2 separate regions of the Mus musculus genome follow, and region 2 is linked to region 1. The links are chromatin loops, found by intact Hi-C in ENCODE. Cell type or tissue: heart. All regions are shown on one strand.

Evidence for each region. A loop is a pair of places that touch in the nucleus more often than their neighbours do. Peaks named below come from ENCODE experiments on the same cell type or tissue, not always from the same donor. Only the 100,000 strongest peaks of a DNase experiment are listed, where the experiment ranks them.
Region 2: it touches region 1 in a loop (3-fold over the local background); 3 of 42 quality-filtered maps call a loop at or near these places.

What each region holds. Positions count from the first base shown.
Region 1 is chr5:145,078,952-145,086,951 of GRCm38, forward strand. Arpc1a (actin related protein 2/3 complex, subunit 1A) reads left to right here and starts at 4,918. Exons shown (of 10, transcript NM_019767.2): 1 at 4,918-5,021. In heart, no CTCF peak of the experiment used is centred here; a DNase peak (open chromatin) is centred at 4,890; H3K4me3 peaks cover 1,556 bases; H3K27ac peaks cover 1,304 bases.
Region 2 is chr5:145,135,613-145,143,612 of GRCm38, forward strand. Pdap1 (PDGFA associated protein 1) reads right to left here and starts at 4,413. Exons shown (of 6, transcript NM_001033313.4): 1 at 4,355-4,413; 2 at 1,290-1,381. The coding sequence starts at 4,367. It overlaps Bud31 (BUD31 homolog), which reads left to right and starts at 4,764. Exons shown (of 6, transcript NM_001310771.1): 1 at 4,764-4,830; 2 at 5,693-5,824; 3 at 6,836-6,955. The coding sequence starts at 6,862. In heart, no CTCF peak of the experiment used is centred here; DNase peaks (open chromatin) are centred at 4,609 and 5,169; H3K4me3 peaks cover 3,469 bases; H3K27ac peaks cover 1,849 bases.

The DNA of each region.
Region 1 (8,000 bases):
GCCACGGGACCACAAAGGAAAGCCAACAATACTATATAGAATAGTATCCTGCTAAGCTCTCAAAGTTGGTATGGTAGGTGTGATGGTAGGTAGTTATTGTCAGTTGACGAATATTCAAGAATCACCTGAGAAGAAAGCCTTAGTGGAAGAATTTTCTAGATCGTGACTGTTGGGGGCTGTCTTGATTGTTAATTGATACAGGAAGATACGGGACCCTTGAGGGCAGCACTATTCCCTAGGTGGGGGATTCTGAACAGTATAAGAGAGAAGCAAGCAAAGGATTCAGACAGTGGCTATGATGCTTTGAATTTGTACTTGACTCTCCGAGAGTAAGGAACTGTAATTGTAAACTTAAAGGGAGCCTAGAGTTCCCTCTAAGTTGCTGACCTAAGCCTAGTCCCAGAAGCTTCTAGCCTGCGTACAATTTTATCTGTTAGGTCTGCCCAATCTCATATGATGTGCATGCATATGATGTATGTGTATACAGTGCGCATGTGTGTATGCACATTCCTGTGTGTGAGTGTTGGTGCACAGGTACTATGGTATGCTTTTGGAGGTCAGAGGTCAACCTCCGGTGTCAGTCCCTGTCTTATACCTTGTAAGAGGCAGCGTTTCCTGTTCATACCTGTGCACACCAGGCTAGCTGGCCTGTGAGTGTCCTAGGATTTAGCTGTGTCCCTCTCCCATCCAGCCATAAACACAGAACCATTATAGATGTGGCTACATTGGCTTTGTGTGGGGTCTGAGGATGTGAACTCAGAGTTGTATGGTGAGTGCTTTTTAAAGATATTTATCCATTTATTTATTCGTTTATTCATTTATTTAGTATATGTGAATACACTGTGACTGTCTTCAGACACACCAGAAGAGGGCATCAGATCCCATTACAGATGGCTTTGAGCCACCATGTAGTTGCTGGGAATTGAACTCGGGACCTCTGGAAGAGCAGTCAGTGCTCTTAACCGCTGAGCCATCTCTCCAGCCCTGCAAGTGCTTTTTAAACTGAGCCATCTCTCCAGCCCAAACTTTTCCCTTTATACGTTGATAATCTCAAGTGTTTTATAAAAGTGATGAGAAGCCAGTGCACCATCTACCCTGACAACTAATTTTTTCACAGACAGACTTCTCATTTTGGATACTAAATTGGTGTCATTGCAGAAGTCTAACAAGTAAGCACTGGCTAACTCAATGCTTACTCTCTTTGGAATTCCACTGATTACACCAGGCTATGATGGTCTCTTAGGAGAGACCAGAGCAGGAGGCCATTCTTGCTCCCTACATTGTATTAAAAACTTCAAGTCTCAAAATGCTTTTGTAGTTTCCACTGTTGTAGAACAAGGCAGCTTGACTTAAAGAACCTTGTGTAAAACTAAGAACAGGCTGGAGAGATGGGTCAGTGGTTAAAGGCACTGACTGCTCTTCCAGGGGTCCTGAGTTCAATTCCCAGCAACCACATGGTGGCTCACAACCATCTGTAATGGGATCTGATGCCCTCTTCTGGGGTGTCTGAAGACAGCTACAGTGCACCTATATATAATAAATAAGTCTTTAAAAACCAAAAAAACTAGGGACTCAATTGCCCCCATAAAGCATGAAAGTTGTAGCCTTTGTTTAGACTAACATGCTAACCAGTGACTCAAAAGACAGAATGGAAGCCAGCTGTGGTGGCGCACACCTTTATTCCTGGCCCTTGGAAGGCAGAATCCGGGGGATCTCCGTGAAGTCTGTGCCAGCTTGGGCTAAGTTGCAAGTTCCAGACTAGCCAGGTATACACAGTGAGATTCTGTGAGATTATTAAAAATCAGATTATTACTGAATGGCTCTTATTTTATGGGTGCTGTTGTGTTTTGCCAACTTGACTGGATTTAGCGTCACCTAGCAGACACATCTGGGCATGTCTGAATGTGGCGGCTCCATCCTTTAGTGCAGCTGAGGCTCTGAACACTATTTTCTTGTTACTTCCTTCCCAAGTGTGGGCACATGTTTGTATCCAACAGCCTCCAGCTCCCTTGGCCATGTCTTCCCTGCATGAGGTACCGCATCCCTTCAAACAACCAGCCAAAATAACTCCTTCCTTCCTTAAGTGGTTTTTGCATGGATCTTCTCACAACCCAGATAAAGAAACAAACCAACATGACTGAACACTTCTCGTCATTGACTGTAGACAGTATATTTTCATCTATCCAGACTAAACTTCTTCAGAGAAGACACTCTCTTTTGTAAAGAGTTGGAGTCTAAGTGAAACACAGCTGAGGTTTTCCTTGTTTGCTTTTGGCTCTGGGTACCAACTGTATACACTCTAGAAATGGCTCACTTACCCCACAATGCATGAGGAAGCCTTGCTTTCCAGGAATGCTATTTTTCCTCTGTCCAGTTGTCTCTGAGGTAGGATATCCAACTTACAATTATCTTCCCACTCCATTCCCTTGCTTCCCCATGACAGGACCTGTAGCCATGGAATAAATTCAAATTATAAGAGCTCTAAGTCAGGAAGAACTCTAAGTCTGTGAACAACTGAACTATTTAACTGTAAATAATACCACATGGGTGTGCGATTGGAGTATTGCAGATTTGCCTCTGTAGACGGTGCCTTACAATCAAGGGCTTCTGGATGGAAGTTGCTTGAAGTCCCGTCTCTATTTAAGGTCATGCAGACTGCTTGGCCTTGCTCAATTAGGATGTAGTGTGAAGAGATCAAATGTTATAGACTCCAAAAGTATCTCGGGGCATCTCAGGCCATTTAGTAGTTATCTACTAGCCTTCATTTCCCTTTTTGAATCTTCGATTTTTAATAGAACACACACACATACATACATACATGTCACTGTCTTCAGTCACATCTGAAATGGGCATCAGATCCCATTACAGATGGTTGTGAGCCACCATGTGGTTGCTGGGATTTGAACTCAGGACCTCTGGAAGAGCAGTCAGTGCTCTTAACCACTGAGCCATCTCTCCAGCCTAGTGAGTCTTCTTTTTTGAGACACGATCTCATGTAGTCTAGGCTGCCCTCAAACCCTTATGTTGCCTACACTGGCTCTGATCTTCCTCCCTCTGCCTCTGAAGTGCTTGCCGTTACAGGCACGTGGCACCGCGTCAGGTTTGTACAGGGCTGGAGCTAACAGAGGGGTTTGTGACTGTTAGGTAAGCACTCTTGTCAACTGAGCTACAACACTAGCCATGATCTTTATTTTTATACTTAGCTAACCTTCTCAGGCTTGTTATGTAAAGCCCTTGTGGTGTATCAGCAGATCTCTAGCTTCCTCCAACACTAAGGCTAAGAGTTCTCTAACCTAAGTTGAAACCTAGGAAAGATTGACTCTTCTTGCTATAACCCTCCTATCCGATGTTCCCACCAATGCAACTCTGCTAAATGTTCTGATGTGTGGCTTTCTCTTGTCCTGCAACTATAAAAGTTCACCCAAGGCCAGCGAGATGGCTTGGTGGGAAAAGCGCTTGCTGAACAAGTCCGACCACATGAGTTGGATCTCTGGAATCCGTGTAAAGGTGAAAGCAGAGAACTGAGTTCACAGAGCTGACCTCTGACCACCATATGAGTGCTACCCACTCACACAGCACACACACACACTCACACTCACACACACACTCACACACACACTCACACTCACACACACACACACTCACACACACACACACACACACACACACACACACACACACACAGACCGATAATAATTCTAAAGACCATAACGCAACTGTTTTCAAGGTGGGGCAAACACTTAGGGTAAGGAATCCGAGCACTGCTAAGCAATGCTCATGGATATTTGACTCGAAATAGACTATTCCCTTATTTCTGTTAGGGCAGTGTTTACTGTCCACTGGGTCAAATATATAGACCACCACAAGACAAGGACTGGGGTGCCTACCTCTAGTGGAACCTGGGTACTTAACTGGTTGCTTCATAATTTCTACCAGAGCAGGGGCAACAGTCTGACTGGATGTAGCATTCAGGGCAGTTCTTATAAATTGCATCTACATAGAATACACTCTTTCCATGTCACCATTGCGCCTTCTTGTGGTGTCATTGTGGGTGCAGGAACAAGTGGTCCTGATCTAGGAACAGTCAAGGGGACTCTTAGGTAGACTTGAGACTTTCTACTGAGGGTCCAGGACAGGGACAGTCCGCCAGGCAGAAAATAGTCACCAGTTCTGACCCACCCTCTATGAAGGAACACAAACATAGTTTCAAGGGCTGGCAAGATGGCTCAGCTTAAAAGATTGTATTGTTCTCGCTGAGGACCTGAGTTCAGTTCCCAGCACCCACATGGTGTAACTTACAATTCCAGCTCCAAGAGGATCTGTTGCTCTCTTGGCCTCCAGGGGCACCTGAATTCACATGCGTATACCGACACAGACATCCATATAATTCTTTTTTTTTTTTTTTTTTTTGGAGACAGGGTTTCTCTGTGTAGCCCTGACTGTCCTGGAACTCACTCTGTAGTCCAGGCTGGCCTCAAACTCAGAAATCCACCTGCCTCTGTCTCCCAAGTGCTGGGATTAAAGGCGTGCGCCTCCACCGCCCAGCCACATAAATATTTTTATTTTATTTTATTTTATTTTGAATTGTTCTTCAGAACCACAAAGCCTGAGAGATCCTAGCTCAGTAATTTGTAACAAAAAGCACTTGAGAAGCTCCCAACGCTGCACACTTGGGCCATGGTTCAGAAATGTGTGTGTGTTAAAACCTCCTTAAAGAAAGGAGTAGGACGCCCATCCAGTTCCACAAGCACGCCCTAGCGCTGACGAGCGGCTGCCTCACCTGAGCAGCAGCCGCTCTTCAGACAGAACACGCCAACAAAGGCTACGTTCTGCGCCTGCGCCTGCGCCAAGCGCCAGCTGAGAGCGGCCGCTCTGCGCAGGCGCTCCGGTCACTTCCGGGATCTGTCAGCCTCTCCCTCTAGGCCTCCCTCCTCCGTCCGCGCCCGCCGGAGCCAGTTCGCGTCGACTGACCAGAGTCCGCGAATCGTCCGCTCCGGACCTCCAGACCTCCCCAACCTCAGGTAAGGAGCCACAGGGCGGAGAGTCTGGCCCGGGTCGCCTCCATTTTTTTTTTTGTATGTTCTATGGCACGCGGGGGCGGCGGGCCCAGGGCTGTTAGGCGCGGGGTCTGGAGCTGAGGGGCCCGGGATCTCAGCCCTTCGTGGTTACCTCTGAGTCCCTGGTGCCCCCCTCACACACAGACCGAGCGTTTCTGAGCACTTTCCAGCTGCCCTCCATCTCGGATGAGAGAAGGAACAACTCGGCTTCCGACACCCCCATAGTACCATTTGCACCCCTACTGTGAGCATTTACCACAATCTGTAAAATTAGTTTAGACGGGCGGATCTCCCCCCCCATCCCCCGGTGGCTTGTCACGAGTATCTGTTCATCTCGTCAACATCTAGGATGTTGCCTAGAGCAGCCTCCGAACCGTCAGTTATTGGGGAACCCTTCCCAGCAAGAGAAAGCCCATCTTTCCAGTAACCTTAAGATTCCCTAGCTCTAGCCCCCGCCCCCGCAAGTCAGACTTGTACTCTCCTCTGCACCCGTATTCATAGGGTCCTTTATGTAGAACCCTCCGAGTTCCCGTTTGACTCTGCCACTTTGTCAGGTGTCTCTGGGAAGGTTGTTTCTTGGTGCCTCAGTTTCCCCAGCTGCAGTAAGAAGATTCTTAGTCTACTTGGTTTTATGGGTTTCGCGTGGAGTTCGTGTGCTTGAGTTGCTTACAGCAATTCCTAACCCAGAGAAGCTGTTCAAATGATCTGATAATAAATGATAGCCATTACTGGTGCTTCTGAGACTTTCAAGGCATATCTGCCTTCCTTTACTTTCTGCTCTCTTTCCTCCGGAGAAGGACATGAGGACAAGGATTTATTCATGTTCCTGGCCCCGTTCAGATACTGAACACTGTTGGGAACATGGGAGGCACTTAATAAATTGCAGCTTAGAATCTCTGAGTATAAAGCCATCTGTTGTCATGGTGTGTTTCTCTCCTATCTTCTCCTTGCCCAGTTTCTGAAATGACCTAGGTTGGCATCCTATTTTATCAGTTCCCTTAATCTTTTGGTTTCCTAGTAGGCCTTAGGATTTCAGGTCTCTATAAGTTATCAGTCCCGGGTGTTTACCCCATTAGATCAAGTCACTGGCTGTCTCAGGGGTGGGGGTTGGGGGAAGGCTTCTTCAATTCATATGCTGTTCACAGCTGAGAGGACCCATTGGAAATTGCAGACTCCTTTAGAGGATGGGTGGCAGTGTTTTGAATCTAAATTATCTAGTGTTAGGTCAAAATAAGTTCTCTACAGGAAGTGTGGAGATGGTCTGATGAAGCTGGAATTTCTAATGAAGCCTGTCAGAACATTGGTAGGGCGTGGTGACCTGTTGGAGCACAGGTATCGCTGGGCTGGGTAAGGAGAGCAATTAGAAACTAGATGAAAGCCGGGCGTAGTGGCGCACGCCTTTAATGCCAGGACTCGGGAGGCAGAGGCAGGCGGATTTCTGAGTTCGAGGCCGGCCTGGTCTACAGAGTGAGCTCCAGGACAGCCAGGGCTATACAGAGAAACCCTGTCTCAAAAAACCAAAAAAAAAAAAAAAAAAGAAAAAGAAAAAAGAAACTAGGTGAATCAATGACTTGAAATTGACCCTAACAGGGAATGGAAACTCTAACTTATGTGAATTTGTCAAGTCCCAGTGGAATGGGGTCAAGACACCAACATGTCCTTCTAGGACTGGTTCAAAGCTTTGTGTCAGAGGAAGAAAGAAAACCAATTTACTGGGCTTCCAAGATGGCTCCACCACTAAAGGCTAGGCTTACAACCCAAAAGATCAGAGAACTAACTTACCGGAATCAGTTTTGTGCTGCTTTTATGTGCTATCTCATTTAATCTTCCCAACGGTTGTCTTGTAATGCCATTTGGAGATGAAATGAAAATTTGCCCAGCATCTCATGTGTGTGTCAAAATGAAGATTCAAGCTCAGGTCCCCTCGTCTCAGATTTCCATGGCTAACTCGACATTAACATGACTCCACTTGAAGGCTGGGAATGTGGCTGAGTTGGTGCAGCCCTTGCCTGGTGTGCACAGTGCATAGGTAGGTAGGCTCACCAGTAGGGCAGGAAGAAAGACCATGCTAAGTGAAAGCTGAAGAGAGTAGGAGCCTCTTCCTTCAGTCCTCTTTATCCCTCAGTGCTGGACAGTGGCAACAGGCGCCTGATGCCTGCGTTTTGGTTGGTTGGTTTTGTTTGAGGCAGAGTCTCAACTGTATATAGTCCTGGTTGGCCTGGGACTCACAGAGATCCTTCCGCCTCTGCCTCACGAGTGCCCAGAAAAACCTTTTAAGTTCATGCAATCGCCTATGGTGTTCCCTTTTCTCCTTTTGAGTCTTGTTAAGATTTTCAAACATTGCTTAAATACCACCTGCAGCTTAGTGACTTAAAATTATCACCATATGAATGAAGGTTTATTTTACTTGGTACAAAATTGTGGCTTAAAATAGCCAAATGACTATAAAGGAAGGATATGTCTGAATGCGTGTTCAATTATAGGACTTGACTATAGACAAAATTAGAAATGCAGTTGTAGAAGTATTTCTGCTGTTGTGTGACTGGTCATCTCTTTTGGAACCTTAAGTATGTATGTCCTTAAGAAAAACTAAATAGGAGAATGAGAAAGTCTCTATCTGCATGTGCAACTTTCAGCTCTTCATGAAATAGGCATCCCTATTACATGTGGATATCCAAGTTATTAGTTTACAAACCAGTTTTGTTCAGTAACAAGCGAGTTCATCAGATTTGGTTTTAAGCTTCATTGCTTGCAGTTAATAATATTTGTAACAACCCGTTTTTTAAAAGGTGTGTATGTGTATGTTGCCATACGTGGGTAGTTGCCTGCAGAGGTGTCAGGTTCTTTGGAACTGGATATACACAGAAGCTGCTTGACATTACGGGTGCTGGGAACTGAATTCTGGTCCTGGAAGAGCAGCAAGTGCTGTTGACCATTGAACTT
Region 2 (8,000 bases), 57 kb after region 1:
TACATTTCTGTCTCACAAAAAAAAAAAAAAAAAAAAATCACTAGAAAGAGTCAACATACCTATAATTTGTTTGTTTTTCAAGACAGGGTTTCTCTGTGTATCCCTGGCTGTCCTGGAACTCACTCTGTAGACCAGGCTGACCTCAAACTCAGAAATTCACCTGCCTCTGCCTCCCAAGTGCTGGGATTAGAGGCATGTGCCACCATGCCTGGCAACATACCTATAATTAATTATAAGTATAATCTCAGCACATGGGAGGCTAAGGCAGGAGGATTGCCAAGAGTGCAAACTAGTCTGGGCTGCACATAGTTTGTCCAAAAAAAAAAAAAAACAAAGTAAGAAAGCCCAATAAAAACTTATATCCAGGGGAGTGGTAGAGCGCTTGCCTAGCAAGTGCAAGGCCCTGGGTTCGGTCCTCAGCTCTGGAAACAAACAAACAAACAAACAAACAAACCCTTATATCCACCCGGGCAGTGGTGGCGAACACCTTTAATCCCAGCACTTGGGAGGCAGAGGCAGGCAGATTTCTGAGTTCGAGGCCAGCCTGGTCTACAGAGTGAGTTCCAGGACAGCCAGCGCTACTCAGAGAAACCCTGTCTCGAAAAACTCCAAGGTTCCATGCCAGGAACTCCACAAATTCAAAATTCAAATTCTCAAAACTCCCAGAATTCCAGCTAGAGATGGCTTCTCCCCTTCTCAGGGATCCTGGGAGAGGGGCTGCCTGCTTCCTTAAGCCCTTACTTCAGGTGTGGATATTCACTGTTGCAGAGGATGCAGGTAAGAGTAGACTGGACAGGGTATCTCAGCACAGAGGAGCTGGAGGAGGGCAGGCAGCACTAGTATGTCACAGAAGAGGTGATGCTGAACAGAGCCAATAGCAATACACAGGACAGTGGGGGAACGGGAAGGCAGGCTGTATGTTGTATAGAGTCTGGCAGGTAGCCTTGTGTGTGTGTGTGTGTGGGGGGGAGCTGCAGGGAATTGATAGGAGCTGTAGATGGACAGCAGCTGGTAGAGAGAGGGCCTCTAGAAGGCAGGCAAACAGGACCACGAGTGGAGACCACCAAACAGCTCCTGCAAAATGGGCAAAGTCCTTTCTTGTTGGTCCAATCATAGGACCACCTTTCTGTGACTGTGACTGGCTGCTCCAGGGCTCACACCTGCCATCTGGTGTCCTTCCCACCCTCATGTGTGATGTCTCTTGGAGAACAGTAGTCCTTTCCTGTTCTCCCCAAAAGCCAGAACAAGGCAACATACTGGACCACTGGAGCAGACAGACATGTACTCACGTTGGCCTTCTGCTTCTCAGCCTGTAGCTGGGCATCGATCTCCTCCGGGCTCGTATACTGCCTCACTCGGCCTTTGTGGCCTCCCTTTCTACCTGCACAAAGATCAGTAGTTTAGGAAGGTGAGAGAGACGTCAGCCTTCACTACACAGACTCCCAAAAGGCTGTCCTGTTCAGCCCAAGGGAACCTCACCTACCTTCACCAAGTACCACCCAAACCTACAGTGATCTCAAAGAACAAAAGCAGCGGCTTATGACACCCGATGCACAGACTGCCCGATGTAGGTTCCTAAGAACAAGACCTAAGGTGAGGAGAGGGAGATACAGTCTGACTGAATCCTGTTTGCTTAAAATCCAAACACAGCTGGGCATCTTTAATTCCAGCATTTGAGACCACAGAGGCTGGCAAGCTATGGATCTCTTGAGTTCCAGGCCAGCCTGGTCTACATATGGAGTAGTGTTCTAAAGAGCAAAGGTACAGCACAAGAGCCACTGCTGGCTTTGTACCACAGACGAGGAGACTTAACGTCAAACAATGTGTAAAAGAGGAAGAATTCGGGAGTCTAAAGCTCTAGGTTCCAATCTGAGTTGTACCATTTCCTACATCTGTGTCTCTGTGTGTGCCTTCCCAGAGCCTCCTTTTCCCCAGTTTCCTTTTCCCCACAAGGCTGCCATGGAAGTAGGGTGGACACCATTGGTAAAGCAACCAGAATGGTGCCTGGCATTGGAGGAGCAACACACAGCGTCTGTTAACCTGTTAATGCTAACACACTGGCTGGCAGTAAAACCTAAGTCAGCATGGCTCCTGAGCACACAACTGCCAGTGGCAGCAGGAGAATGACATACTCCATGCTTATCTTGGTGCTACATCGACCAACAGAAACTCTGTATTCAGAATTAAACTAGCAAATAGAGCTGGAGAAACGGCTCAGCAGTTAGGAACGTTTGCTGTTCTTTCATATAGCCCTAGTTGGTTCCCAGCACCTACAGGGCAGCTCAGAATCACTCCAGTTCCTGGGTGATCTAAAGCCCTCTCCCGACCTCTGTGGGCTCTGCACGCATGGTACACTTGTACACACATGGACAAAAAAACAAAACACACATACAAATCTCACATAAAACAACTAAACTGGCAAAATTAAAGATAGACTGACTCAACAGCAGTCTAACACTGATCAGGACTGTCAGAGACAATTCAGCTACGAGGATCAGTGCCATACCCTCATGTGCTAGCCGGACGACTAGACCAATCCCTGCTAAAGCTAGTCTCACAGCTGGGTTGCAAGCCTTTGGCATCTCGATGCAGGTGTGACTGTGGCCTCTATTGCCAAACAGGCCCTTTCTTGATTTCTGCAGACCCCTTGCTATGAGTAGAGAATCTATGATTAGACAGCTAGAACTGTTGCAAGCTCCGGAGACCACTGCAGAGACACAGTGACTTCCTAGACAGCAGCTGCAGAGCTGTAATTGAGCTGCCAACAGCCTACACCGCCCATTTTTAATGACAACCTGAGTTCCCAGGGGTGTATCTAGGTATGCTCATGAAAGGCCTATTGTGAGATACCAAGCTTTACCATTAAAAACAAACAAAACAAAAAACCAACCAACCAACCAGCCAAACAAACAAAAAAAGCAACACCCTTTCGTGATCTTAGTTTGTTTGTTTTACTGAGGCTCTTTCAAGATGCTTTAAAAAAATAATTCACAGTATACTGAAAACAGAATTGGTCCTTTGCTCCTGGGGGATTTTTTAAAATAGTTTTTAATCACTGTTTTCTCATGTTAGCCCAAGCAAGGAAACAAGCTTTGTTTATCTGCCTGCAAAGCTTCCCAGAAATCAAGACTAAGTCCATTAGCCATGATTTCATATTCAAGACTGCCGAACTGTAATTCTCAACCTTGGAGTCAGGAGCTGAAAAAAGTTCCTTTGCCTTTTAAAGATGAGACTGTGAAACAAAGACAGTGCTCCTCTAGACGCAGGATAAATCAGCAGAGAACTAGATTTAGACACACTTGGCCCTGTAGAGCCTAATATCTGAATATTGACAGGAAGCAATTTAAGCTTGAAAATCTCCAGGCAGATGTTCCTGTGGGCTCACTGCATTAACTGGCTTAACACGTGAGCTGCCAACATTTACTGAACATCTGTTCTGTGCTGGGAGCTAGCCAGGCCCTTAGAGCGATTTATTCTGCCACCGTAACTCCTGTCCGCCTGTCTCCTACTCATCCAACTAAGCCTTATTAATACCCCTGTAGTTCAGATGAAGAAAACGAACTGGAAAAGTTTTGTTTGAGGCCACAGACTTAAGATGTGATATATCTGGTATTCAAACCCCTGATTCTAAGGGGTGAAACCAATGTACGATGGGAAACACTTGTTTTCTTGGTCTCTACACACAGTAATAGCTGAACATTTAGGGGCTGCGGGGCACTGGGCTGAGTACGTGGGCTACCTAGTTTATGCCTCTCTCATAACAGGAGGAAAATATAATCAATGTCCCCCACCCCAACCCCCTTTTTGGAAACGACAAAACCGGGACACAAAGAAGTTAGGCGACTGGCTCAGAAGCACATCCTTAGTGGCTACGGTGCAAGGAGAGAATCAGAGCCAGGTCCCACATCATCAAGTCAAGGTCTTATTATGAGGCAGGCGTGGCTCCTCAAAAGCTCCACAAAAGCCACATTTTATGCTCGAGGCAGCCAGGCACCGCACCAGCGCGGGACGCGGTGACTCAGTCTCCGGCCAGCCAAATGGGAGGACAAACTTCAGATGCTCCGGAGGCTTGGCCGAGACTCCTGGGTCCTGCTCTCCTCAAGGACAAGGACCCAGCACCCGTGAGTCTCCTCAAAAATCCCCGACGGAGAGGCCCTCAACCACTGTGGTCCTCGGCTTCCCAGGCAGGACAATTGAGCGTCGAGGCCCACGCATGGCTGGGAGGCGACGGGGATGGCCTCCTTCAGCGCGGATCTCTTAGAGGCCCCAGACCCGCGGGCTGAGGGGTCCGCGGCAGCCCGCCTACGGCCGCCACTAGAGAAGCCACGCGAACCACGCGCGCCCACCCCCTCACCTCCTTTAGGCATCTCGGCTCCGGCGGCTGCAGCGGCGGCGGCGGCGCCTCGAACTGACACCGGAACCGGAAACTCCTTGGAATCGACTTCTTCCGCCCGGCTTGGTTCCCTCTCCGCGCGCCACTGACGCCGCCACCGCCGCCACGGCTGCGAGGATCTGGGACCTCACACCGAGGCCGGGCTGTCTTGGGAGGTGCCTGAATTCCTGACCAGAATATGTACTGCCAGGAATCCGCGTTCCCCGGTGTCCCTGTCCGAGGAGACACGTAGCCGTGTGGGCCACCCCTACAGGAAGTGAGAGGAAAAGGGCCGTACGGTTTACGGAATTCTACAAAGGCAGCGCCAGGGACACCTAAGATGACGCAATCTCCGCGCGAGGTGGGCGGGGCCCCGCGAGGGCCTTATTCTGAAGAGTTTGTCGCCGGAGCGGAAGCCGTCAATAAAGAAGCAGCGGCCTTAGGTGCTTGAGTTTCCGGTGAGTGTTTCTCTGCTCGGTTCTCGAGTACCGTATCTTTGGCAATGGTTACGGGCAGGAGAGCTGTGTGAGCTGCTTATGCGGCAGAGGCTGGAGTCTCCGATGACTTGCACAGGGGATGGTAAACTTGGGGCTCGCTCTTTCTCTCTCTGCGTGTGTGTTTTTTTCCCACGTCGTTTTCTCTTCCGGGACCGTTTTCTGTCTAAACACCGCTTTTTTTCTCAGATGCTGCTCTTGAGTTTTCTGCCACTGTCCCTTCCGTAACTTCGCTCTTGTTCACCCCTTTTCCCGCTCTTCTACGTCTGTAAACAGCCCAACACAACACCTCTTTCCTCCTGATCCGATCGCCTCTTCGTTTTACCTCTCCCCGGCCCCGAGAGCCTCTCGGGTTGAGTCCTCCTAGGTCAGGAGAAAGTGATTCTCTAATCAGGCTGTGCGCCCTGGGAAGGGCTCAGAGTCAATCTATCTTTTAACGTAAGCGCTGGAAAAACCAGAGCAAAGACCACTGATGGGGAAGTCAGGAGCCTCTAATCTGTTAGACTCACTGGTTGTCAGCAATGTGACCCTGAGTCCACGTCTTAAGAGTTTTATTCTTAATTTATTAAATTGTTAAGAAGGGGTGTGGGAATAGGGGATTGTAAAGTGTCAGTCACCATACAGTGGATGGGACTAAAGACAGTTTTGAGCAGATGAGTCTGTTATGCTGATAGGTTACTCTTTGCCAGCTAGAAAGCTTTATGCAATCGGAAGAAGAAGAAAACAGCGTTTCTATTTAGATTTTGACTGGCCTGCTTTGTTGTTCTAAAAAGAGAGATTTTTGGCGGCTATTTAACGTGTGTAATCTACTGCTTTTATTCTACAGATGAGACAGAAGACTGCAGAAGAAAAGTGATCTCCCCCAGAGTCACAGAATAGTTGGTAAATCTGGACAAGAACACAGCTTTGTAACTGTGAAGACCAAGAATTTTTTTTATATTACTCTCAATACCCAAAGGTATTGTGCATTCCTTCTTTCCTTCCTTCCTTCTTTCCTTTCTCTGTCTTTCTCTCTTGCCTTCTCTATTTCTCTCTCTCTCCCTCTTACTGTCTGTCTTCCTTCCTCTTTCTTCCTTTCTTTTCTTTATTTCTTGACAGGGTCTTATGTAGTCTAGATTGGGCACAAGCTCACCATATACCCAAAACTGGCCTTGAACTCTCAATCCTTCTGGCCCCACCTCACACATGCTTGGAGAATGCGTGTGTGTCACAGTTCCCTTCTAGGGAAGCTGAGTAGCTGTTCTGGGCCTTCTGGAGAATGATCTACCATGGACATATGTTTTTCTCATGAGTGGTAGACAGCAATCCAAAGCAAAGGAAAAAATAGCTAGAGAGACTCGGGAAGGAAGGATAGAGATAAGAAAGTACCCAGCAGAAATCAGTTAGGGAAGCCACTTTAAGGCATCCAGCTGAAGCGCCCAATAGGGTTCTGGATATAATATAGAGATATCTCAGATTCGGCTTCCAAGCAAAAGAGTAAACGGTCCCAAGTAGGGATGACACCATCGACCGTTACTCACAGCTCCCGCAGAAGCTGAGTGAGGAAACTGAAGCAGTCAGTCAGAGCTCCTGATTGAAGTGAGCTTCCCGAGGCTGAAGTTCTGACAGTTCTGGCTTCTCTTTTCTACCCTAGACGCTTTTATAGCATGAGATAAACAATAGATCCATCCCTTCCAGTAGATCTCAAGCAAGGCCTCAAGTGTTTTATTCTTGGGCTGTTTTGCTGTTCCTATTCCTCTGGTGTAGAGTGTGTGTGTTGAGGGTGGGGGAACAGCTCATGCCCAGAGAAGAGTCTGGGGAGGATACGGAGACACCTGCTTGGGTCTGAAACGGGGCAGAGGCAATGCATGGTTACTTAAGGACATAACATACATTTTACTCTCTGAGCTTGACATCTAGAGGAGCAGGGGAATGGCTGTCAAAGCCCTTTGGCAACCTGAGGCTCAGAAAGCAGTTGATTTTCTTGTAGATCTTTATAAGCTATCTTGCTGGGAAATGCCCAAGGTCAAAAGAAGCCGGAAAGCACCTCCAGATGGCTGGGAGTTGATTGAACCAACGTTGGATGAACTAGATCAAAAGATGAGAGAAGGTGAGTGGGGTCTTTCTGCCTGGGTATGCTGGACAGTATCAAGGCTCAGCGTCTCCAAGGATAGAAAGAAAGAAAGAAAAAAACACCGAGAAGAGGCTTGTAGCAAACTGGTCATGTTTTTTCTATCAGCTCAGAGTGTTTTGAAGGTTCTGAAGAGTAAAGTAACATTAATGAGGCTATCATACCTCTCCCCAAAAAGGTCTGTTGTTGTTTCATTATTAGTGTATTTGTGAAAGATCGGGGGGTCTGTGCTACTTTTAGTGTTGGCTGGAAACGGGGTCTCCAGCAGACATAGTTCTGGCTATCCTGGAACTCACTGTATAGACCGGCTGGCCTCAAACTCATGGAGAGCTCCTTGCCTCTGCCTCCCTAGCACTAAGATTAAAGAGGTGTTTCCCACAATGCCCAGCTCACTGTGTGTTGGGGTTTTTTTGTTTTTAGATTTTATTTTACTTTGGGGTGGGGTTGGGAGATGTACGCATGCTAGCACAGGTGCCTGGGGAAGCCAGAAGAGGGTGTGAGAACACCTAAAGCTGGAGTTACAAGCAGTTGTAAGCCACTCTGACAGGAGTGCTGGGAATAGCCCCATTGTGAAGTCTTTTTATCCATGCCCTTTTTTCTTTTTGAGACTCTAGCTTTAGCTGGCCTAGAACTCTGCCACATACTCACAAAGTCTTTCTCCCATGGTCTTTGCCCCAGGGCTTTGGGAGCCTTTACTTTACAGTCTACTTGTCCTTGGAAATTCTATCAAAGGATGTGCTCGCCTTTGGTGTCCTAGTTTGATTGCTGTTCCTGTGATAGAACATCAGACCAAAAGCAACACAGGGAAGGAAAGGTTTATTTGGCTTACAATTCCAGGTTACAGTCTGTCATTGCACTAAGTACATCACCTCCACAGTCAAAAGCAGAGAATCAAGCTGCAGAGATGGCTCAGTGGTTGAGAGCACTTACTGCTCTTGCCAACACATCTTCTGACATGCATGGGCAACAGGTACACTAGTGCACATACATACATAAAACGAGAGATACCAAACTTCAGGAGAGA